2 separate regions of the Homo sapiens genome follow, and region 1 is linked to region 2. A link is a loop called in an ENCODE intact Hi-C map of the cell type or tissue named here. Cell type or tissue: OCI-LY7. All regions are shown on one strand. Each heading gives the region's core, and the rest is flanking DNA. Links, peaks and the distances in the headings are about the cores only. Region 1 has its middle 53 kb from the start of SIX6. Region 2 overlaps LRRC9 (leucine rich repeat containing 9).

The links. A loop is a pair of places that touch in the nucleus more often than their neighbours do. Peaks named below come from ENCODE experiments on the same cell type or tissue, not always from the same donor. Only the 100,000 strongest peaks of a DNase experiment are listed, where the experiment ranks them.
Region 1: a loop joins it to region 2, with 5 times the contacts of the local background. A loop is called at or near these places in 14 of 110 quality-filtered maps.

The regions. Positions count from the first base shown.
Region 1 is chr14:60,555,935-60,567,926 of GRCh38, reverse strand. No RefSeq gene overlaps it. Among named protein-coding and RNA genes, the nearest start is that of SIX6, 53 kb to the right of the region's middle. In OCI-LY7, for the core only: CTCF peaks have their summits at 5,385, 5,585 (motif pointing right), 8,138 and 8,348 (motif pointing right); DNase peaks (open chromatin) are centred at 2,516, 5,586, 8,026 and 8,336; H3K4me3 peaks cover 897 bases; H3K27ac peaks cover 1,432 bases.
Region 2 is chr14:59,958,361-59,970,352 of GRCh38, reverse strand. It overlaps LRRC9 (leucine rich repeat containing 9), which reads right to left. Exons shown (of 33, transcript NM_001395648.1): 9 at 10,339-10,535; 10 at 9,308-9,439; 11 at 3,588-3,764; 12 at 3,140-3,257. PCNX4-DT (PCNX4 divergent transcript) reads left to right here. Exons shown (of 5, transcript XR_943918.4): 5 at 951-1,260. Among named protein-coding and RNA genes, the nearest start is that of LRRC9, 44 kb to the right of the region's middle. RefSeq lists an enhancer at 5,007-5,066. In OCI-LY7, for the core only: CTCF peaks have their summits at 4,934 and 5,160 (motif pointing left); DNase peaks (open chromatin) are centred at 4,882 and 5,142; H3K4me3 peaks cover 1,430 bases; H3K27ac peaks cover 1,130 bases.

The DNA.
Region 1 (11,992 bases), core at 2,439-10,438, 600 kb before region 2:
CATTGTAACACAGTCCCACTCTGTTTTTGTTATTGTTTATCTTTGGTTATAGCTTTCTTGCAATGGCAGAGGGGAGTAGTTGAAACAGAGATTGTATGGTCTGCAAAGCCTAAAATATTTACTATGCAGTCCTTTACAGAAAAAGTTTGCTGACCCCTGGTGTAGCCAAATGGACCTAGCTTGAAATCTTGGCTCTGCCATTTATTCTCCATGTAACTTGCGCAAATTACTCCTGTCAATTTCGGTTTCCTCATCTGTAAAATGAGAGAGAATAATTATATTTACCGCTCAAAGTTTTTTGTAGATTAAAAGAGATCAGCTGGGCTTGGTGGCTCACGCCTGTAATCCCAGCACTCTGGGATGCCGAGGTGGGTGGATCACGAGGCCAGGAGATCAAGACCATCCTGGCTAACACGGTGAAACCCTGTCTCTACTAAAAATACAAAAAATTAGCCAAGTGTGGTGGCACGTGCCTGTAGTCCCAGCTAGTTGTACTTGAGAGGCTGAGGCAGGAAAATTGCTTGAACCCGGGAGGCGGAGGTTGCAGTGAGCTGACATCTCGTCACTGTACTCCAGCCCGGGCGACAGTGCGAGACTCTGTCTCAAATAAAATAAAATAAAATAAAAATTAAAAAAACATGCATGTAAGACATTTGGCATACTTTGGCATAGTAGTGCCTAATGCAAATTGCCCCATGAGTGTTAACTATTGTTACTTCTCCTCAAACTTACTCTTCCTCCTGTTTTTTCTATCTTTGTGAAAGCTTCATGGTCCACTGGTCACCCAAGCTAGAAACTCAGGAGTCATTATAAACTTTACATTCTGTTGTTGATTTTACCTCCACAAAATCTAACATGTCCATTTTTTTTCCTTTACATTCACTAATACTGCCTTAGCTCACACCTAATCTTCTCTTGCCTGAACTCTCTCCTAACTTGTCACCCTGACTCAGATATTGTCCTCATTTCTCTCTTTTCCACACTACTACTTGAGTAGGTATTCTAAAGTGAAAATCTGATTGTGTTACTCCCCACCTTAAAACCATGCAAGCACTCTCCATTATCTGCAGGATAAAGCCTGAACTTCTTTCACCATCCTGCGTGGTCACTTCTCTGCTCAGCTGTAAATTTCACTTCACCCCACCTTGGATCCCATGTACCTGCCTTTTTATGGCTTGACATTTCCAAGGCAACCTAAGATGTCCTTCCTCATCCTGTCAACCCAGGCAACATCTACTTCACTTTTAACATTCAACTCAAGCATTACTGCCACTATGAAGTAAGTCTTTAACTCTCCCTATTTTTGTGCAGAGTTGAGTACTGTCCCCTGCTTTTTTTTAGGGACAGGGTCTCACTTTGTCACCCAGGCTGGAGAGCAGCAGTGCAATCATAGCTCACTGTAGCCTCAAACGCCTGGGCTGAAGTGATTCTCCTGCCTCAGCATCCTGAGTAGCTAGGACTACAGGTACCACTATGCCCAGCTAATTTTATTTTTATTTTTATTTTTTATAGAGACAGGGTCTCACTATGTTTCCAAGGCTGGTCTTGAACTCCTGGCCTCAAGTGATTTCCCCCCAACCTCAGCCTCCCAAAGTCCTGGGATTACACGGATGAGTCATTCACCCCCCGCCAGGCATTCCCTTCTTTGGGTTCTCATGGACTCTTATTTTCTTTAGTCACAACATGTAGTTATGATTCTGGGCTATAAACTCCTTGAGAGCAGGATACATATTCAAATCCCGGAGTTTAGTATAGTGGTTGATACACTGGGGAAACCTATACATGTTTATCAAAGAAGAGAATAGGCTGGGCGGGGTGGCTCACGCCTGTAATCCCAACACTTTGGGAGGCCAAGGCGAGTGGATCACCTGAGATCAGGAGTTCGAGACCAGCCCGGCCAACATGATGAAACCCCATCTCTACTAAGAATACAAAAATTAGCTGGGCGTGGTGGCACACATCTGTAATCTCCACTACTCCAGAGGCTAAGGCAGGAGAATCACTTGAACCCAGGAGGTGGAGGTCGCAGTGAGCCAAGATTGAGCCATTGTACTTCAGCCTGGGTGACCAGAACAAAACTCTGTCTCAAAAAAAAAAAAAAAAAAAAAGAGAAAGAATAAACAAATTCCTATAAATGTGTAATAGAGATACCTACATAGATACTCAAATAATCATTTATCTACCTGTCTTTTCCCTCTGTGATTTTTCAGAAAATCAAAGTGATTCTCAAAGTGTGGTCTCCCGGTACCAGCATCATCAAGATCACCTGGGGATTTATTAGAAATGCATATTTTAGGCCCTACCCTTTACATCCTGAATCAGGAATTCTGGAGGTTGGCCCAGCAAACTGGTTCAGTAAGCCTTCCGGGTAATTTTGATGCATGCTAGAGTTTGCGAGCCACTGCCCTAGATGAGTTTTTCTCAGACTGTGACTATGGACCCCGTGTATTAGAATCACCTGGGCTGATTGTTTAATTAGCCAGACCCTATTTCAGAGTCTCTGAGTGCATGAAATAGCTGTGGTTTCAGAGCTGGCTGCACATTGGAAGTCCCCGGGGAAGTACTTAAAAACAATAGCCAGTACTCTGGCTTTATTCCCAGAGATTCTGATTCTTTGGGTTTGGTGTAGAAATTGGCACTTTTTTTTTTTTTTTTGAGACAGAGTCTTGCTGTCTCGCCCAGGTTGGATTGCAGTGGCACGATCATGGCTCACTGCAGCTTCAACCTTCTGGGCTCAAGCAGTCTTCCCACCTCAGCCTCCTGAGTAGCTGGGACTACAGGTGTATGCCACCACACCCAGCTAATTTTTTCTATTTTTTTTAGAGATGGGGGTTGGGGGCAGTCTTACTTTGTTGCCTAGACTGGTCTCGAACTCCTGGCTAAAGCGATTCTCCCACCTTGGCCTCTTAAACTGTTGGGATTACAGGCATGAGCCACCATACCCAGCCAAGTTTTTTTTTTTTTAAGCTCCCTAGGTGATACAAATGTACAATGTACAGCCAGGGTGGAGACCCACTGCACTGTGAACATGGGGTCTGGGGTCTAAGGCTTGTCTTCTAGTCCTGTTGCCACCATTTCCTAGCAGTGACTTTGGGCAAGTTAACTCTCAGTTTCTTGTTTGTAATGAGGATTAAATGAGGTAATATATGTAATGAGCTTAACACAGGCCTAGCCTACAGCAATCTCTTAGTAGACATTAATAGAACCCTTATGGTTCCTTATGTACACACATTTAGGAACCATGGAGTTAGAGAATATCCTTATTCCCTGAAACCCATTGAGTGCTGAAGGAATTTCTTTGCTCTTCAGCGGGTTTAATCAGGAACCATGTAAATGCCTCAACTTTCAGTTGTGCTGTTTCATCTGGACAATCAGTCCCATTTAATTCTGATGGTGGTGACGAAGTGCAGCTGTACCTTCAGAGACACAAGAGATTGGAAGTGCTTTGTAAGTGTGTATCATGCCCCCTGGCTCATACATGTTTAATAAGCGTATCTTTTCTTCCCGATTAGATTCCAAGGCTTGTGGGCAGGGATTGTGGCATTCTGTTTTCATATCACAGTGCCTAGCAGAGTGCCAGCTACATGAAAGACCCTCAACTTGACTGAAACGCAGGCTCTCCACCTGCCAGTTTCAGTCGTGCCTGGTGTGATCCTAATAAGGTATTCTGAATTCCCTGTATCCTGCCCTCCTCATCTGAGAAAGGAGGGGGTTAGTTATTTCACTGTAATTCTTGGGGCTGCTCTGACAATTAACAAACACAAATGTCCACGTAGCACCTTAGCATTTCTAGTGTGCCCTCAATTTGCAAATATTAAAAGAAAATAGACACAAAGTTTCCCCACAGTTGTTGTTGGAACTCTGAGTATTTATTTTAGGTTGGCATTGCTGGTATTACCAGGTATCTTAGTACTGCCTTTTTTCACTGTGATATCTCATTGTGAATGTATAAAAAGTCTCAGTGTGAACTGTATAAACGCCCATTACAAAAAAATTAAGTTTTCAGACACAACTGTTTTCTAAGACTTAATATTTCCTTTTTATTTTCTTCCTCTTGAAACTCTAAAATGACACCTATTTTCTAAGATTTAATTGGCACCTTTAAAAAGGAAAATCATAATTATGTTAGAAGCACAGAGGGCCACCATAAAAATCTCATATACTTTATGGACTAAAGAGTGTGTTAAACAGATGAAAACTGTGATTTTCATCCATGATGAAATATATTCACTTTTCCCCCAGGACTTTGGTGTAGCTGTTTCAGTATTCAGGGCTTTATAATGATGGCACCTACATGATTTTTATTATTGAATCCCAATAGGAATGATTGTTACCTTTGAAAATTTTTTGGTCAGAAATCACTACATCAGAGAGCGTTTTCTCTGAACTGTTGTTAAAGCAGAACTTTGAGAGTCAGAAGTAGGTTGGAGTTATTCTCAGACTGACCTCTCTTTACTATTATGTTCTGTGCCTTGTTCTATCCCTACTTAAATCACATTGTTCTTAAATTTTTATATATACTTATTACAGTGCTTCAGGCAGCTGGTTTTTATTTTCGTTAGGATTAGTCACACTGTTCTCTGGCCTTGGAATTTGTAAGTTTTGGATGGAGAGACTGCTCTTGGATGCTGAGGCCTGTGTAATTTTATTAAAGTTTTCTTGGCTTGCTGAATTCACTGCTGTGGTTCTTGACAGATGAAGGGTGTGCGTGAATTGGCTGTAATTTTTTTGTTGTATCAGGCAAAACTCCACATTGGGTGGCTTTTAATAATTCAGTTTTACTTACTTTCTGAATGTTAGAGCATTACATAGGACTCCTAGAAAGAAGCTGAGTAGTTATAAGTGCTCTTAGATTGTTTTATTATCATAAGATTGCCCAAATTATTTCTAAAGCTGTACTAATATATGACATGTATTTAGGTGTATGAGAATTTGTAGGATAATTCTGGCAAGTTTGAGTATTAGGGCTTTGTTACCTATTTTCAGAAATGCTCGCTTTCATAATTCATCCTTCAGGCAAGTCAATTAGAAATCACTTAATTTTTCATTGAAATTTCCAGACACATCAATGCACTTTTGTGTCTCAAAGTTGGTTTCATTTCTTGTATTTGATCAAATTCTAAAGGTAAATTTTACAATGTAATCTGCAGAGCTATTTGGAGGAAGATGTTTGGTATTGATGTTAGATCTAATTTGTTTTCCCACCTAAAAATTCTACTGAATCCTTTTCATATATCAGGTATTTGTTAAATCTCTACCATGTGCCAACTCTGTGCCAAGGGCTGGGATACTCTGGGAATAAAAAGATAGAAGAAAGTCTCTTCTTTCTGTGAGTTCAGGGTCAGTGGGGTGTCAAGTGAGTAAACAAATAGTTACAACGTGCTAAAGACTATACTGGACATAGTGCTTACAGATAATTCCCAAGATTTCACCTTCTGGCCAGAGGCAGGAACAGTCTTTTTGGGCTTTCTCTGCCTGCAGCCTCTTCTGAAAATCTGGTAAAGACTGTGATTCAGAATGCAGAGACTGTAGGCTTCTAGTGGTTCTCGAGGAAACAAAAGAAAACGCTTTTGCACACGAGGTGGTGCTGGTGCTCTGCAGCAAGAACTAACCGCCACTTGGAGGCAGTGGAGATGGTCATCTTTTGCTTGTGCTGAAAAGCTGAGTTCTTGGGCTTTACCCTCCTTGGCCTTAGAGGGCTTTTAATTCCCAGTTACATCTACTTTTGGAATGAAAAGATCTACTTCATCTCTGAATCACTATTCATTTTCATCTTACAAGGGAGTGCTTTTGCTTTTGCTGAAAGTTATCAAGGCTTTCCTGGGAGTGTTCTTGAGAAATATGGTATTTACTACCTAAATGCCCTGAGTTTTTGTTTTGTTTGGTTGGCCCGACAAACTTTTGGCATAGCCTTAGCTGTTGAAGGGCTGTATTTGGAAGGGTGCAATGGAGGCAGAAGAGGGATGTCCCAAAGCGCTAAATTGCATTAGAGGTTGCTGGCTTTTTTTTTTTTTTAAACAATTGCTGCAGTATTTCTGGTAAGAAAAGTTATTAGGTGTTTATGGATGTTTCAAAAGACCAAGGGAAAAAAATGCAGATTCCATGGTAAAATATCCACCTGGGGACCCTTAACACTCATAACAGAACTTAAGTTGGGAATGCTAAGGAGTGTGATCAGCGTAAAGTGGCAGTTGTTTCTCACATGGGGTATTAGCTGGATGCAGTCCAAGAAGAAAGGGGTTGCCAGAAACATCCCCAGGGGAGGATGGGTTGGGTTGGCCAGGTAAATCAGGAATATAGGGTTTCTTCCTATTGAGCAACACCCACCTTCTCCCTAAACAGAGAAAGCTCAGCCTAGTTAGTGGAGGGCTCTTTTCTTATCTGCTTCCTTGGAAGTATTGTGGGAAGCAGGTTTATAAGAGGAGGTAAAAAATCAGAGTTCTACATGGGGCACATAGAGGAAGTATTTCAGGCTAATCATTTTGGGTTGCTGTTTTAGAATAATATGATTTTTTCCCCCTTTGGAGATAAAGTTGCTTTAAATTGTTTTTTGCAGGGCAGGTGAGGGAGTGGCTTTAGCTTGGTCCACTCTTATCTGATCCACTTTGGAATCCACAGACCATATTTGCTGTTCAGAATCTAGCATTTGATCGTGGTTTCATTTAGCACTGAAGTTTTGGGATATTCTTTGAGGAGAGGTTTTGAACATATGTTTTTCCCCAAAATACTGTTTTGAATAGTTGTGTGAATAATTGGACTCAATGTTCATATATTTCTAATCTCTTCAGGGCCAAACTCTTAAAAACAGAGTGTACTGCCACGTAACATCTCATGATACTGCTTGTTCCTAAATTGGTTATACATATGCATTCTATATTATATAAAGTACCTGTAATATATGCATATGAGACAGTTATATAATACATTGTGCATGTGTGATGTATTCAGTATTGATATAGATATATAATGCATACTCTGTACATTAATGTATGCAGCTGCCATTTATTGTATATTGTGGGACAGCAAGCAATAAAAAGACTACTATATACTCAGTAAGACTTAGGGTTATATATATCAGTGATTACATATTCTAAAGTTTAAATCAAATTAAACTTTAATTTGGCAGCCACTCACGGTAAAACTCTTCCCTACTCACTATTTGGCATATCCATAAGTTCAAGACAAAATTATGAAAAATTAAATAAAATCAGCCAATTCCCAACTTATAAAAGGGTTATGTTCCAAAAGTTTCTTTTAAATATTTGTTCTATAGGAACACATTCCCATAAAAATGATCATATATGATGGTTAGTTTCTCTGACTAGTCAACAAAAGTTCAATTAAACCATAATGACTTTCACAATAACTGTAGCCTGATTTCTGGGGCCTGTAGAAAGGAGCCATGCAGTAATAGAGATGAGAAGGAAGTAGGGTCTTTTGTTTTTATGAAGCAGAACAAAACCCAGGCAAAATATTTTAAAACAAGAACAATTTATATTTGGCCAGTGCCAGCTTCCTTTTCTGCACCCTTCTCCCAAGGAACCAGGACTCCCATGCTATCTTTAATGCTTCCCACCTTGTGGTTTCCCACTCAAGTCTAACATATTCCTAATGTGCTCCATGCTCTAGAATTACCCACCCCACTCACTATATTAGTGACTTAGGAAGTATGGTCCTTCCATTAACTTGCATTGGAATCACCGGTGGTGCTTGTTCAATACAGATTTCTGGATCCTACTGTAGACTTACTGAATCAAAATATCTGAGGGTGAGGTGGGGCCTGCAAATCTATCTGGATTTGTAACAAACTCCTTGAGTCACTTATGAACATTTAGATTGTGTGCCTCTGAAATGAAATCTCTCATTTCATCAGAAGAGGTAATGTTGTAAATTAGTGTTTCTCAAACTTTGGCATGCATCAGAATCCTCTGGTGGGCTTATTAAAACACAGATTGCTGGGCTCTCATCCCCTGAGTTTCTGGTTCATTTCAACCTAACGGATCTCAGACAGTGGAGCATTGCAAAATGCAAATGAGAAGTGAAGGGTTAGAAATGTTGGGTAGAGGCTGAAGCGTGTGTGTCTGTGTGTGTGTGTGTGTGTGTGTGTGTGTGTGTGTGTGTGTGTTGGGGTGATTGGGCATCTGAGATCTATCTAACTAGGAGTCTGACTTTTTTTTCCCTCCCAAGTCAAAGCCTGTTTTTCACAGCTTTTTTCTAATTCTCTCTAATCTTAAATCTTCCCCTATTAGTTCCAAGAGCAGTGATACTAAGAGGATAAACTGGGTGAGGAGAGGGCAGGCATTGTGCTCCATTTATTTAAATTTTCTGAAATTAGAATTTTACTTTGGACAGCAGGGGGCTCTCCTAACATTGTATAATGTGAAAGAGAGAAAAAAGTGATCCTTTAACCTGAAAAGACTAGAGTGACAAAATTTGCAATTAGGGAGTTCCTACATATTTGATTATCAGGTTTTCCCAGAAATTATAGTAATATTTAATATACTACAAATATTGGTAAATAGATAAGAACTATACATACTGGTAAACAGATATTATATCTTTTGGTAAATAGATAAGAACAATTTGTTAAACAAATGGAGGCTTAGAAGTTTGAATCTTTACTGTAGATGTTGGCTAATAAAATTTGTAGTGTGATAATTGCCAGATGCATGGGGCAGAGATGTGAGAATTAGTGAGTTTTTAAAAGAGACTATTCCAGACTCAAAGATTTTTGTTTGTTGTGTTTATTTATTTATTTTTGAGACAAGGTTTTACTCTGTCGCCCAGGCTGGAGTGCAGTGGTTGGATCGTGTGATCCTCCCACCTCAGCCTCCTGAGTAGCTAGGACTATAGGCATGCTTCACCACATCTAGCTAATTTTTGCATTTTTTGTAGAGACCGGGATCTTACTCTATTGCCCAGGGCGATTCACCCACCTTGGCCTCCCAGTGTTGGGAATATAGCCATGAGCAGCTGCGTCCAGATGTTTTATTTTCTAGACCAAGAAGCCTTCGTTCAGAGTTAATATTTCATAGGTAAGTTTTTTTTTATTGTAGATGAGGTTACGAAGTGAAATTCCCAATTGTCTCTATAAAATCGTTCTATAGTTCTGCCTTTTATTCATCTTGACAGAGTGAGGGAGCTTTCAAGGCAAATCAGGCTGTTTAAATAGACAATGATATTGCTCAGAGATTAGTTACTTGTGGGATCCTAGAGACACAGTGAATACCACATTGAGAAGATGACATATTTCCTCACCATTCCAAAGAAACTAGTTCCTAAAAAATAAAAGTTTGGTTTAGTAAAGAATGGAATCAAGGCCAGTTTCATGGGCCTGTGACTTGGACACTCAGACAGGGCCCTGTGCTTAGAGGAACCCCACGCTTGGTTTAATGCTTGCCTCTCGTCATCTTGAATTCTTAGTAATTTTGAAACAAGGGGACCCATATTTTCATTTTGCACTGGGCCCTGAAAATCATGCAGCTGGTCCTGAATGGAATAGATGATTGTCTTCGATACTCCTGTTGACTTTTCTTTAAAGAGGTCATTCTCAGCCTTAGATGCACTTTAGAATCACCTGGTGAGATTTTAAAATCCTTAATGTCCAGGCTGCCCCCAGACCGATTATGTCACAATCTTCATGGGTGGGTAGAGGGCATTGGTATTTTAAAAAATTCCTCATGTGATTCCAGTGTGCAGCCCAGGTTGAGAACCACTGTACATTTGGAGCCTAGCTTCTAGAACCTTCCTTCCATACTAATCTTTCCTGCTTGAATTATTCTTGCAGTTTAATGGGTTTGTAAGATTTTAGATTCTTCACACAGGCTTATGTGTTACAAGAATAAAAATGTATAGAATTTGAATTCTTTATATGATATGTTTTATTTTTATTACTATTAAAGATTGTGGCATTGCAAAGAATCTTAAATATGGATATAATCACCCTTGTAGTCCCTTTAAAGTAGCAAATTAATGTACCCTAGAAAGAAAAACCTCAGATATTTAGTGAAATTAAAACTGAACAGGGAAATAAATAGATTTTCTTCCCTTTTGCTAATGGCTGAATATTCACTAAGAAGCTTGCCCTGGCTGGGCCTGCTTCAGGTTTCATTAAATACCTCTTTTCTATCTGAAGGGTTTTTGGGGCACTAATTGTTTTTTCCTTTTGAGTCACCTGTGGGCTTTGGCAATAATCTAGAAGCGTCTGGTCTCAATCCTTCTGGATTACAGGAATTGAAGGCCCCAATTAGAGACCTGGGGTCCTGCAAGGGCAAATCCTTTTAACCTTAATTCACTGGGGGCCTCCTCTGAACAGAAGCTGTTTTTCTGCCTTCAACCTTACAAAACAGCACAAAAGGAATTGCTTTTTACTTAGTGTGTCTTCCTAAAGTTATGTATACGTACAGGTAATTTAGGGATTAATTCCAACCCTAGATATTTTATGAGGCAATAATTATATTAAATTATATTAAATCTTTCCACTTGTTTAGCTTTAAATTGGGCACTGAACAGAGAAATAGTAACTTCATTGCAAAGTCATTAGATGTTTAATGAAAATATTTGTAAGCTGGAACCCAAAGGTAGATGAAAAACAAAATCATCTTTTGGCTCTTGGAGCTTAGACATTCAGACTCACATGGAGGCAGCCTTTATTGCTGTGATTTATGACCAAGTTAGAATTGATGGTGAAAGCAAAGCTTAGAATAAAGTATTTTGGTATTAAACAATTTCTCTTTAGCAAACAGTTATTGGTAAGAGTGACCTACATAATTTATGTATATAATTTCAAATTTTGAAAAGTGAATTTGTTCTTTACATGTATTATTCTTTGAATTGAAATGTGTATTTTTTTTTTTTTTTTTTTTTGAGACAGGGTCTCATTCTGTCGTTCAGGCTAGAGTGCAGTAGCCTGAACATAGCTCACAGCAGCCTCAACTTTCTGGGCTCAAGCGATCCTCCCACCTCAGCCTCTCGAGTAGCTAGGACCACAGGTGTGTGCAACCAGACCTGGCTAAGTTTTGTAATTTTGTAGAGATGAGGTTTCTTCATATTGCCCAGGCAGGTCTGGAACTCCTGGGCTCAAGTGATCCACCCACCTTGACCTCCCAAAGTGCTGGGATTATGGGCATGAGCCACCATGCCAGGCTGAAATGTGCATAAGAATACCATTTAATGGCACTCACTGGAGACCAGATATTATGTTAGGTGTTTACATGTATTATCTCTAAATCTCAGAACAACCACGCAAACTAGTGATTATTGTTTCATTTTATTCTTTCTTCTTCAATTTTTTAGAAGAGTTTGAGAATTGCTTTAATCCTTTAATTGCTGGGTAGAATTCAGCAGTGAAGCCATCAGATTCTGGGCTTTTCTTTGATAGGATATTTTTATTACTGATTTAAAGCCCTTACTTGTTATTGGTCTGTTCAGATTTTCTATTTTTTCATGATTCAGTCTTGGTAGGTTGTGTGTCTAGGAACTTATCCATTTCTTCTAGATTATCCAATTTGTTGGTGTATAATTGTTCACAGTCATCTTTTATGATCCTTTGTATTTTCATGGTATCAGTTGTAATGTCTCCTATTTCATTTCTTCTGATTGAATTTATTTGAGTCTTCTCTTTTTTGAATTTTGTTTATCTTTTAAAAAAGCCACTCTTAGTTTTATTGTTTTTTTCCTACTATTTTTCTGGTGTCTATTCCATTTATTTCTGCTTTGCTCTTTAATATTTCCTTCTTTCTACTAACTTTGGGTTTAGTTTGTTCTTTTTCTAATTTAGTGAGGTGTAATACTATGTTATTTGAGATCTTTCTTCTTTTTTGATTTTGGTGTTTATTGCTATAAACTTCCCTCTTAGAACTTTTTTCTGCATCCCTTCGGTCCCATTTTAGACATGAGAAAACTGATCCTTTGAGAGGCTAAATGACTTTCCCCAAATTACACAGCCTGCAAGTACCAGAACTAGGACTCTTAACTTCCTCTTATCTTCAAA
Region 2 (11,992 bases), core at 2,037-10,036:
ATCAACCTACATGCTTAGACTGGATAAAGAAAATGTGGTACATGTACACCATGGAATACTATGCAGCCTTTCCAGGAACATGGATGGAGTTGGAAGCCATTGTCCTTAGCAAACTAACACAGGAACAGAAACCCAAAATACTACATTTTCTCACTAATAAGTGGGAGCTAAATGATGAGAACACATGAACACATAAAGAGGAACAACAGATACTGGGGCCTACTGGAGGGAGGGGGTGGGAAGAAGGAGAGGAGCTGCAAAAATAACTAATGGGTACTAGGCTTAATACCTGGGTGACAAAATAATCTGTACAACATACACCCATGACACAAGTTTACCTAATAACAAACCTACACATGTAACCCTGAACTTAACAGTTTTAAAAGGCTGGTTTTAGACACACTATATAAGAGAATAAAGTATATTAACCATGCAGGAATGGCAGCTGTAGGTGGCAGAGCAGAGAGGAAGAGATAGCCTAACTGAAGATGTACATTTTGGAGAAACCATAAGTGAATACGTGATACTCTTTGCGTTTATTGACCAAGTCCTTGATTACAAACAATATTCGGTAGGGAATGAACTCAAGCTATGTGAGCAGATTTACTTACGTACTCTCCCACCCTTACTACTGAACACTTCATCCTGAATTGATAGAAAGAGATCCTTCCTCTTCCAACTAGAAAAGTGGACTTAACCTTAGATATGTTTGCTAGTCAAATAGTTTCTTCTTCCCCACTATGGCCAGCCCTCTGCCTGTAGATACTGCCAACCTTAGCCAAACCTCTCTTCTAAACTGCTTACACGGCTGTCTTTTAAATCAGAGCCCATCTCTTAAACAATGCGGAACATAAATATTTATCCTGACCCATTATGTACACATCATAGCACAGAAATGTAGCTCATCTGATCTTTTACATGCTACACACTGATGTTTCTTCCATTTCTAGGATCTTAACAATGACAGTAATTGATGGTGTGTGAAGAAAAAAGGGAAGATCAGGAGACTTTAACCTGTGGTATTCCCATGTTTAGAAGCAAAATGGGGAACAAAAAGGAAGCGAATAACAATCAGAAAAATAGGAGGATAACAATAGTGTAATATCATGGATGCCAAAGGAGAGTTTCAAAAAGAAGAAGGCAACCAATAGTGTCAAATGTTTCAGACAATTGTAAAAATTCAAAAATAAAAATATTTAAAACTTTCAAAATAAAATATCAAAATATCAAAATAAAATATCAAAAACTTTCTTGATGCCAGGCATTGGTCCAAGAGATCTTTTTTTGGCAAATCTTAATAAAATATCTTATTTAATCTAATACGTCCAAAATACTACCATGTCAACATGTACCTAATATAAAAATTATAGTGTTTTTTTTCCATACTCAGTCTTTAAAAACTGGTGCTTGTTTTAAACTTTCAGCATACTCAATTTGGACTAGCCACATTTCAAATGCTTAATAGTTACATGTGGGTGGTGGCTACTCTTTTGGACAGAGCAGCACAGAGAGCTGTGGGAGAATTAAAGGAGGTGGTTCATCTCTTTTAGGAGATGCAGAAGATAAAGTACTCAGCACAGGGCTGGTAGGTGGAAAACACAGAAGTGTTAGCCTCATCCTTCCCTTACCCTCTCCCGATAATGGTTCATAGTTCTCTGGACCGAATGTGAGCAATTCACTCTGCCTTGTAAAACCCTGAATTCCTCACCTCCTTCTTACTTCTCCATAAAGTACAATGAGGGCACTCTCACCACCACCCTGCAGTGACAGTACCAACCTCTATGGCCTGAGCTGCTGCAATAGCTCCCCTACATAGTGCCTTGTCATCTGCTTCTACTCCCACCAACCCATTCTCCACTGAGTGGATGGAATGCTTTTTTGGGGAGGTGATATTTTTATTGTGGCAAAATATACATAAGATAGAATGTACCATTTTAGCCATTTTCCAGCATACAATTCAGTGGCATTAGGTACATTCACGTTGTTGTGCAACCATCGCCACCATCCATTTCCAGAACTTTTTCATTATTCCAGACTGAAACTCTGTACCCATTAAACAGTAACTCCCTACCTCCTCCTCTCCCAGAGCCTTTGGTAACCTCTATTCTACTTTCTGTCTCTGAATTTTCCTATTCTAGGTACTTCACATACATGGAATCATACAATATTTTTCCATTTTTGTCTGGCTTATTATTTCTCTAGCATAATGTTTCCAAGGTTCTTCCATGTTGTAGGAAGTTTCGGAATTTCATTTCTTTTTATGGCTGAATAGCATTCCATTGTATGTATATTCCACTTTTGTTTATCCATTCATCTGTTGATGCATATTTGCATTGTTTCTAGTTTTTTTGGCTATTTGAATAGTGATGTCATGAACACTGGTGTACCAATATCCAAGAAATTTTTAATGCATTATCTCACTAAATCCTAACAACAACTCTGCAAAATAGATATTATTATTATCTTCATTTTACAGATAGGAAGAAACAGATTAACAGAGAGGTGAAGTCACATAGCTGGTGAGGAGTGAAATCGGGATCCAAATGCAGGAATATTATCATTTTATGTGTGTCATGATGTGAAAAAGGTTGGGAAGCGCTGCTCTACACCAGTGTGCTACAGCTGCCTTGTCAAGATGGTGGAGGTCTGAGAAAGATTAGTTGGATACTTGGGGCATCAGAAGTGACCAATGATAAAGCAAGATCAGCAGCAAGATGGAGATAGTGAAGTAGAGAATAAAGAAATGGTAGCAGTAAAAGGAAAGCAATAGCTAGAAAGTACAGTGGAGTTAAGTGACTGAATTGCTTCAAGGTGAAGACTGGAGAGTTTACAAAAGATTAAAGATTTATAACCAATTTAAAAAGCAGATTTCAAAACCATCAACAAAAGGAACACAACATAAAAATAAGATGCCTAGAAGGATTACGTAGGGTCAGGCAGTAGTAATTAATGGGCTTACTTTGGTATAATCCAAAGAGGAAAGATGCTATACTTTCCATGATAACACTAAGCTTTTTGTGAAACAGCAGTAGAAATTTACTATAAATATGGATAAAAGGATTGGGAAATCATGCTTAACCAGCGGCAGAGCTCCACTTGCTAGGAAGAAAGCATTATTCTAAATGACATTTTATGCTACCTTGCTTGTTTCACTGTCTTTGAATCCTTTTTCAAGTATTTGTAGAAGATGCTTTTTCTTCACTGAAACTTCAGGATCAAAAACATAAAAAAGGCATTCCAGCATCCTTCGGTAGCTCCTTAAGAATAATTGAAACAGAAAAAGTTTGAGGATTGATTTCACAAAAGCTTAGCCATAGATAAGATAACCATATGTCCTGCCAGGGATATTTGTCATTGACATGCAATGTTCTAGTGTCATTATTAATAGCTCCCCTGCCTTCAACCTCAAAAACAGGCTCAATGTGGATAAATTATGAGGTCATCCTGGCCATGGGAGATGCATAAAAAGGAAACATTTACTAACAAGGTATATGTATATTTTTAATGCTGTAAACTTTTAAAATAGAAATTTTACAAATACAGTCACACTTTTGTAAAGTTGTTCCATAAAGAATTCAGCTTCTTACTCTGAATCATGCATATCTTCATTCTCCAAAAACTTTTGAAATTTCTCTTCGAATTTTAGTCTCAGAATACGGTTGTTAACTTTAATGATGCGTTTTACTTTTACTCCTGTAATACCGTATGTTCTGAAGTCCCAGGCACAAAAACGTGACAGAATTAATTCATAGCAGAAATTAAACCTATGTGGGAATACATACAGAATATACATGAAGAAAATAATAGATTTTCCTTAAAATGTTTAAGAACAGAAAACTACGTGATAAAAGTTATAGCTCATATTTTGTGTCTTTTGCTAAAGATACAGTAATCATATAGTGGCTCCGTTTATTTATTCATTTATTGCACATTTGTTCTGCCTGGAAGACAGGTTGGTTGAGCAATCTTCACTTTCTGAAACACTTTCTTAGCTTCAGGGAAACTTCATACGCCTTCCTCTTATTGGCTGCTCTTTCATAGTTTTCTTGCTGGGTCTTCTCAGACAGACTTTTAGATGTTGAACTGCCCAGGGATCAGCCTTTGGCCTTCCTCTTGCTTCCACGAACACTCTCCCTAGATGATTTCACGTGGTTCCTTGGCTTTATATACATCCTGATAAATTACAACATTTTATTTCTAGTCTTGATCTCTACTCAACTTAGCTGGTTATACCCAGACTTGAATATCCAACTACCTACTTGGTATGTCCATCTGCATGTTAAACAGGTGACTCCAACCTAACATAACTAACACTGCACCCCAAACCTGCTCCTCTGAGTATTTTCCATCTCAGTATATGGCACCACCATTTAACTGATAGCTTAAGTCAAAACCGTAGGAATAATCCTCTCCTTTCTTCCTCACCAGTATCTTTTTTTTTTTTTTTTTTTTTTTTTTTTTTTTTTTTTTGAGGCGGAGTCTCGCTCTGTCGCCCAGGCTAGAGTGCAGGGGCGCCATCTCCACTCACTGCAATCTCCGCCTCCCGGGTTCACGCCATTCTCCTGCCTCAGCTTCCCGAGTAGCTGGGACTACAGGCGCCCGCCATCACGCCCGGCTAATTTTTTGTGTTTTTAATACAGACGGGGTTTCACCGTGTTAGCCAGGATGGTCTCAATCTCCTGACCTCGTGATCCGCCCACCTCGGCCTCCCAGTGCTGGGATTACAGGCGTGAGCCACCGCGCCCGGCCCCAGTATCTAATTCTTTAGCAAGTCCGCCTGGCTCTACATCTAAAATCCATCCTGAATGTGATCGTGTTTCATCATCACCACTGTTACCATCCTAATCCAAATCACCACGATCTCTCATTGGACTACTGAAATAACTTCCTGACAATGAATACGGATGTGAAAGAGGCATTGTCTGCTCTAATGAAGCCTAAACAAGTAAAGCCAGAAATAAAATTTCTAAACTGAAAAAGGCTCTGAAGAGAAGCTTGGGGTAAGGAATGCAAAGGGGACCTACTTAAGATAGGGCCTTGGGGACGACCTTTCAGAGACGTTAAGATATTTGATCTGAAAATTGGAGGAGGAGGAGCAGGGGCCAGCTGTGTGAAAATAACACTGAAGTGCTTGTTTGCTCTCTGCTGCCCTCACCTGGCCATACGCATAAAATTCCGGTCCTGTCTAGCACAGAACCTAGATTAAGATGAGATTGAAAAACGGATCATTTTGAGAAGGAAGTAAATGGTCTTATAAGGAATACATTTGCCTTTAATGAAAGATCTAGGTCCTCACCTACATAATCAACCAGGGTCTGAAATGGGTGTGAGCTAAGGTCACAGAGGTGAGCTTCCTGATGGGTAGTCTCTCCTTGAGCCTAATAGCTGAGCTCCTAACTTAGGGCATCTATATTTCTCACAAGCAAATACTTAATCAATGCAGCCAGGATCTTATAAATTACTTCTCCCTTAGAGTTGAAAGGAGAGCTGCCTAAACCAAACTAATCCCAGAGGAGCTCGCAGTCTGGTAGAGGAGACAGATATGAATAGTGTTGCAATCAAGCATGATGCCTGCTAACCAGTTTAGAGTACCTACAAAACAGCCACATTAGCATCTGAGGTGGGGAAGCTACTGCCCCTCCTATAGAGGGATCATTTGCTGGGCCTAAATCTGTCAAATTTCCCCTAAGTAACATGTCCTGGAAGCTTTCTGCACTCTGATAGAAACTAGGGCTGTAGGCGTTTTAGATAAAGTTTTTGCTATATAGGGGATATTGGGCTTGAGGCGTCTCATGAATGGGTGGAAGGAATGAATAAACAATACCTAGCTCCTAGGCTGGTTCCCCAGGAAGGCAGGAGCTATGAAGTGTGATTTTTTCATGGAGATTTTATGTTGCCCAGGAATTCAGCAGCTGAGCAATGATGAAGTAAGTGTGAGGTATGCAAAAGCATTCTGGGTGAAGGAAACAGAACAAACAAAACCACTTATGTGGTGGAGTACTGCGTTTGCTTCAAGAGCAGTGCGGTACACAGTTCAGCTGACTTTAAAAGAGTTGAACAGAAGTTATGATAGTCTAAAACTATACAGTGGAGAACACTGATCCTTTACTGTAGGTGAAGAGTCTGCCAATAAAACAAAACAAAAGCCTTTGCAGCCATTTGTTACCTTCCAAATTACATTCAGACTCTTCACCTACAGTAGAGGATTCAATATTCTCCACTGTATGGTCTCTAAACTAATCATAACTCCTGTTCAAATCCTTTAGAGTCAGCTGAACTGTGTACCTTACCCTCATTCATTCAGTGGTACTTGAAGGTATAAACATTCACAATGATATATATCAATGACTAATATATTCAGTTACACAGAAAGATGCCTACACATTTTGTTAATATACAATAATGTGCTCATTTAGCAAATGTAGGCTACACACGTTTTTAAATGTTTGAAGCTTAATGTAATCTATTAAAATATACTTTATAATCCTATATAAAGGTTTAATAAATACTTTTACAGGCTTACTGACTTAAATCAACAGTTTCAAAGCCCTGTAAAACAGAAAGTTTCTGCTTATGTAGCTCCTTGAGATAGTATAGCATGAAATCTTTATAAAGAGGCAGATTAATTACTGAAAGTCATTATATACACCAAAGCAAAACTGTTGTGTATCTATAAAGTGATATGGAAGCTTCAACTAGTAAATATGTACTGGGCTATTAATCCAGTCCCATGCTAGATGTTATGTCTTATAAGACACAAAACATCATATCTTCCCCAAAGGAACTTACAGAGTCACTTATATATTGTTTTGTCGTATTTTAAAGGTGTTTTTTTTTTTTTAGTTGTAAATACACTGTATCTATGACCAGGCTGACAGCTTCTCAGGCACAAGGACAGCATCTTTTATGCTTTGAAGTCCCTACTTGATAAATGTTGTATGATGTCAATGGGTAACTCAATTGGCAACACATCGGTAAATAATACAAATCTATAATAATAAAGGTATAGTAGCAACAATCCACTCAACTAGCATGTCTCTATAAAATAAGATTTTTGTAAACTGGAAAATATAATAATTTTATTTCATAAAAGAAATGAAGCTAAGAGATAATGACATACAATTAGAAACATGCAGTGTTTTGTTGTTGTTAAAGACATAAAGATAATTTTAACAGAAAATCTTTCAGTCCTAGTTCTACTGAAATACTTTTTATTTAAATACTGAATCCTTAGCCTTAAAAATATTAATAGGAGAAGTCAGTGTTTAAATAAAACAACTAGAAATGTAGCATAGCAATTTAAAGCACTTAGTAGTTATTTCTTAACATACATAAAAGATCAGAGGAAAAGTAGCCAAGCTTGCAGTATGCTAAAACTAAAAAACAGTACTTTAAATTCTGCTAACATATATTTGATATATTCCTTAAAACAAATCAAAGTTACTCTTATTAAAACCAAGTAAACAGGTTAATGCTAATCAAAATCCATCAAAGCTATCTAATTTACTATCAGGCTGACATAGTTATCTAAATGGCTTTTTGGTCATTTTGCTTTTACATTTTTTTTTTTTTCACTAATCCACTTGTTGCAAAGAGTTTCCTCTGCAATAATTTAAAAAGAAACAAATAATTTTTAAAAATCCTGTTTGGAGCTGGGCACAGTGGCTCATGCCTGTGATCTCAGCACTTTGGGAGGCCGAGGTGGGAAGATCACTTGAGGCCAGGAGTTTGAGACCAGCCTGGCCAACATGGCAAAACCCCGTCTCCACTAAAAATACAAAAATTAGTGGGTGTGGTGGCATGCACCTATAATCTTAGCTACTCGGGAGTCTGAGGCAGGAGAATCGCTTGAACCTGGGAGGCAGAGGTTGCAGCGAGCTGAGATCGGGCCACTGCACTCCAGTCTCGGGGACACAGCGAGACTCTATCTCAAAAAAAAAAAATCCTGTTTAGGTTGAGTGAATATAAATGTGCACCCAGTAGAGACACACCATTCAGTTTTTGCACTTGAAAAATCAAGGCCTTTACTTGTTTACATGGGAGCTGGATGAACACCTTTTATATCTTTGTATATAAAAATCAAAAAATGTGGTTAAGCAAACAGTAGTAACTGCTGGGCAAATGGATGTACTAATACAAAGGAAAGTATTTTCAAAGGCCTCTTTTTCCCTTGCGAAGAGCTTCTTACACTTTTCCATCAGAGTTCTCCCAAGACCTTTGAGAAGCTTTTACTCACAGAGGTGAGAAAAAAGCCATGTCTAATAGAAATCAGGGGACTTGGTTTAAAGTAACCCATAACAATAACAGTTTTTTTTTCTAAAAAGTTAGTGTAAGTTTTACATTCTACACTATAAAAATTAGTATTTATTTTGACATTGACTTCAAGTAAAATCATGCTCCAGGGTTATGTGCCAAGTCCATTCTATAGTTTGACATGTCTCCTGGTGTATTTCCATGTACCCAGTTCCTATTGTGTGGCTCTAGAGCAATCTTTCTCTGTTTCACAGGCTCTTCAGTTCTGAAAAAATGACTCAGAAATGTGAAAGTGATACTTAACAATATTTTTCTTCAAGACTTTTTTTAAGGGTAATTTGAAATTGTGCCCCTCTAATTGAAGCAACACAACCACTTCCTAGTATCTACTAGTAGGCCTTGGTTCTAAAGCCTGGCTGTCTGCTTTCTGCTTGATTCTGGTGTCTCTCCATTTTTGTTGATACAAGCTTTTGACCTGAATTCCTGGTATAAGCATATACTTTATGCTAACATGTAGTGTTCGTGTGCACCCTGACTGTAGCTATCTCTAAACAGTGGGTTCCACTCTGACCACAGACCTACAGAAGATTTGCTAGACAGTCTCCTCCCATGTTGGCAACCTGCTGTTGCCAATCCTGCTTTGGCATTCCTGCTCTCTTCCAGTTTCTCAACCAATATTCAGAATCATGCACTATATCCAGTCAGGAAACAAACAGTATAAACATATTTTAAAAATTAAAACTTGATTATAAATTTTTTTTTCTAAATTATATTCTGCTCTTGGGCTAAGAAAAATTGGGTAAAGAGCAATGATAAACCATTAGGATGTCTTCAAGGTTGGCTCACGGTAATGGCATAAACAGAAATGTATAGGCGGAAAGTAGGTAATTTTCAGTTTTCAATAGATGCCTGCCAATTTTCAATAGATGAATATTCTGCATGAGAAATGTTTCAAAAATGGGACATTTTAAGATTTTATAAGTTGATATTCTGGTTGATGATCCTAAGTACTTAAGTTATTTTTAAAGCTATACTAAATTTCTAACAGATTTACCAGTCATCAGATCGAGTGCCTTCTTCAAAATGGAAATTTCCCACAGTCTCTAACTCAATTAACAAAAGTGGGATCAATAAGCCATGACTTTTCTTCTTTTGTTTTACTTCAATATGATAAATTGCTTCAATTCTATTGGAGAGAAAAATACATACAGCTATTAGAATGATCTAAAAATCGCAACATTAAAACTTATGATAGATTTTTTTTAACTGATGTTAAAACACAAGGCTTCCTTTCAATGGATAAAGAAAGCTTGGTGTTAACAGTTAAACCATGTCAAAGACATTCTATTTTTGGCAATTAAAATCACCTTTAATTTTGCTGCTCTCAGAATATGTGAAGGCTAGAAGACTATCCTTGCTCTACCACTTACAGCTTTCAGATCTCAGACATGTCACTTGGACTTTTTATGCCTCAGTTTTCTCAGTAAAATGGCAATATTCGTAGTCCTTATTCCTAAAATGGTTGTTTTGAGAGTTACATACAAAATACATGTACAGATCTTAGCACAGAGTCTGGCACAAAGTAAAAACCCAATATATGTTACTATTATTGTTAGCATTATCACAGGGCACACTAATTTATCCACTTAGTGCCTTAGTAAATAAAAAAATTCACAGTCCTTGCTAAGCCTTCTTGCTTTACATTTCTAATTGATAACTGAGCCTGAACTTGTTTCTACTGTGTTTGGGCTTTGCCAGGTCTCATCTATTTGGTGAGTTTATCCACCAGCAGAGGCTCTATTGTTTTTAGTTTGCAGACACTAGAGCAGTGATAGGACAGGAATCCACTGGGGGGAAGCTTACTGTTCCTAATTAAGAACTGCCTCTGCAAAAAACTGTAAGCCAGCTTTTATCCCATGATGCTTATATGTACTAGGAACTAGTACTAAGAATATATTTCATGCTTTACTTCATACTGTAATTGTTCATACTCCTGAAGAAGGGAACTAGGGTCAACTGATGGCCCAAAACATTCTGATTCTCTCCATTTCAGATCAGAACAACTAGATAATTAATTAAACATACTCATCTAGTTTTTTGTTCCAGAATGTTACCCTTTCATTCAAGGCATTTAGTTTGGCCAATATCTTCTGTTGAAGACTTGGTTCTTCAGTGACAGTTTCACAACTCTTCAGTGTTTCAGGATCAGTTACTTTACTGTTATTGGATCCATCACTGTGCCCTTTGCCCGAGCCCTTGAGTTCAGCCAGTTCTCGTTCCAACTGTGGAAAACAATGTGTCAGAGAGCAAAATAAAAATAAAACATGGTCTAGGCAAAGTCGGAATTCAGATGTTAAGTTTTAATGGGATCTATTAAACAAATGTCTAATTTAAATGAACAAAGTGGAAATCTAGGTAATAAACAGGCCAGATGTCATAAAAACATGCCAAACATGTGATTTCAAGTTGGGTGCAAATTCAGTCAGCCAGTTTCTCTTGACCAAGTGCCGACCTTAACCACTTCAAATAGGGCAGTCTCCCAATTGAAAATAAGCAAAGCAACAGATTTTCAAATCTTTTTAATAAGTTCGCCTCTATTAAAGCCAAAGTAAAATTAAAATAAATACTGATTTTAGTACAAATATTTAAAATTCAAATAATGTAATTTTTAACACACATACTTTTCAATTTTTCAGTATTTTTCACCACTTTGGTGTTCTGGAAAAAAATAACTATTAAAATTACACGAAAGCATATATATAGGGGTGCACATTTTTCCTTTTGTTTTAGTCTCTTACATGACTCAGCACAGCACTGGTCTTAAGATTTTGTTATTTTGGGGTTTTTAAATTTATCATAATGAACTTTTTGCATTAATTTGGATATTTTAAAAATGTTGCATGGAATATTATTTATCTTGATTACTTAAGGTTTTTGGGTACTCCCTTAAATTCTGGGCCCACAGCAAGAACCTCTTTTGTCTAACTCTAATCTCAGCCTTATGTAATTTAAAGATAAATTGTACTGAGGAGGGGCCAAGATGGCTGAATAGAAACATCTCTGGTCTTAAGCTTCCAGTGAGACCAATGCAGAAGGTGGGTGATTACTGCATTTCCAACTGAGGTACCCTGTTCATCTCAGTGAGACTGGTTAGACAGTGGGTCCAACCCACAGAGGGTGAGCAGAAGCAGGGTGGGGTGTCACATCACCCAGGAAGTGCAAGGAGCAGGGACCTCCCTCCCCCAGCCAAGGTAAGCTGTGAGGGACTGTGCTACCCAGCCGGGTTACTATGCTTTTCCCACCGTTTTTGCAATCTGCAGATCAGGAGATTCCCTCGTGTGCCTATACCACCAGGGCTCTGTGTTTCAAGCACAAAACTGGGTGGCTGTTTGGGCAGACACTGAGCTAGCTGCAGGAGTATTTTTTCGTACCGCAGGGTAACCTGGAACCCCAGCGAGAGAGAACCTTTCACTCCCCTGCAAAGCGGACTGAAGCCAGGGAGCCAAGTGGTCTTGCTCAGCGGGTCCCACTCCCACAGAGCCCAGCAAGCTAAGAACCACTAGCTTGAAATTCTCGCTGCCAGCACAGCAGTCTGAAGTCGACCTGGGTCGATTGAGCTTGGTTGGGGCAGGGGTGTCCACCATTACTGAGGCTTTAGTAGGTGGTTTTTCCCTGACAGTGCTAAGGAGTTTGGGAGGTCTGGGCCCGGTGGCAAAGCAGCTGTGGTCAGACTGCTTCT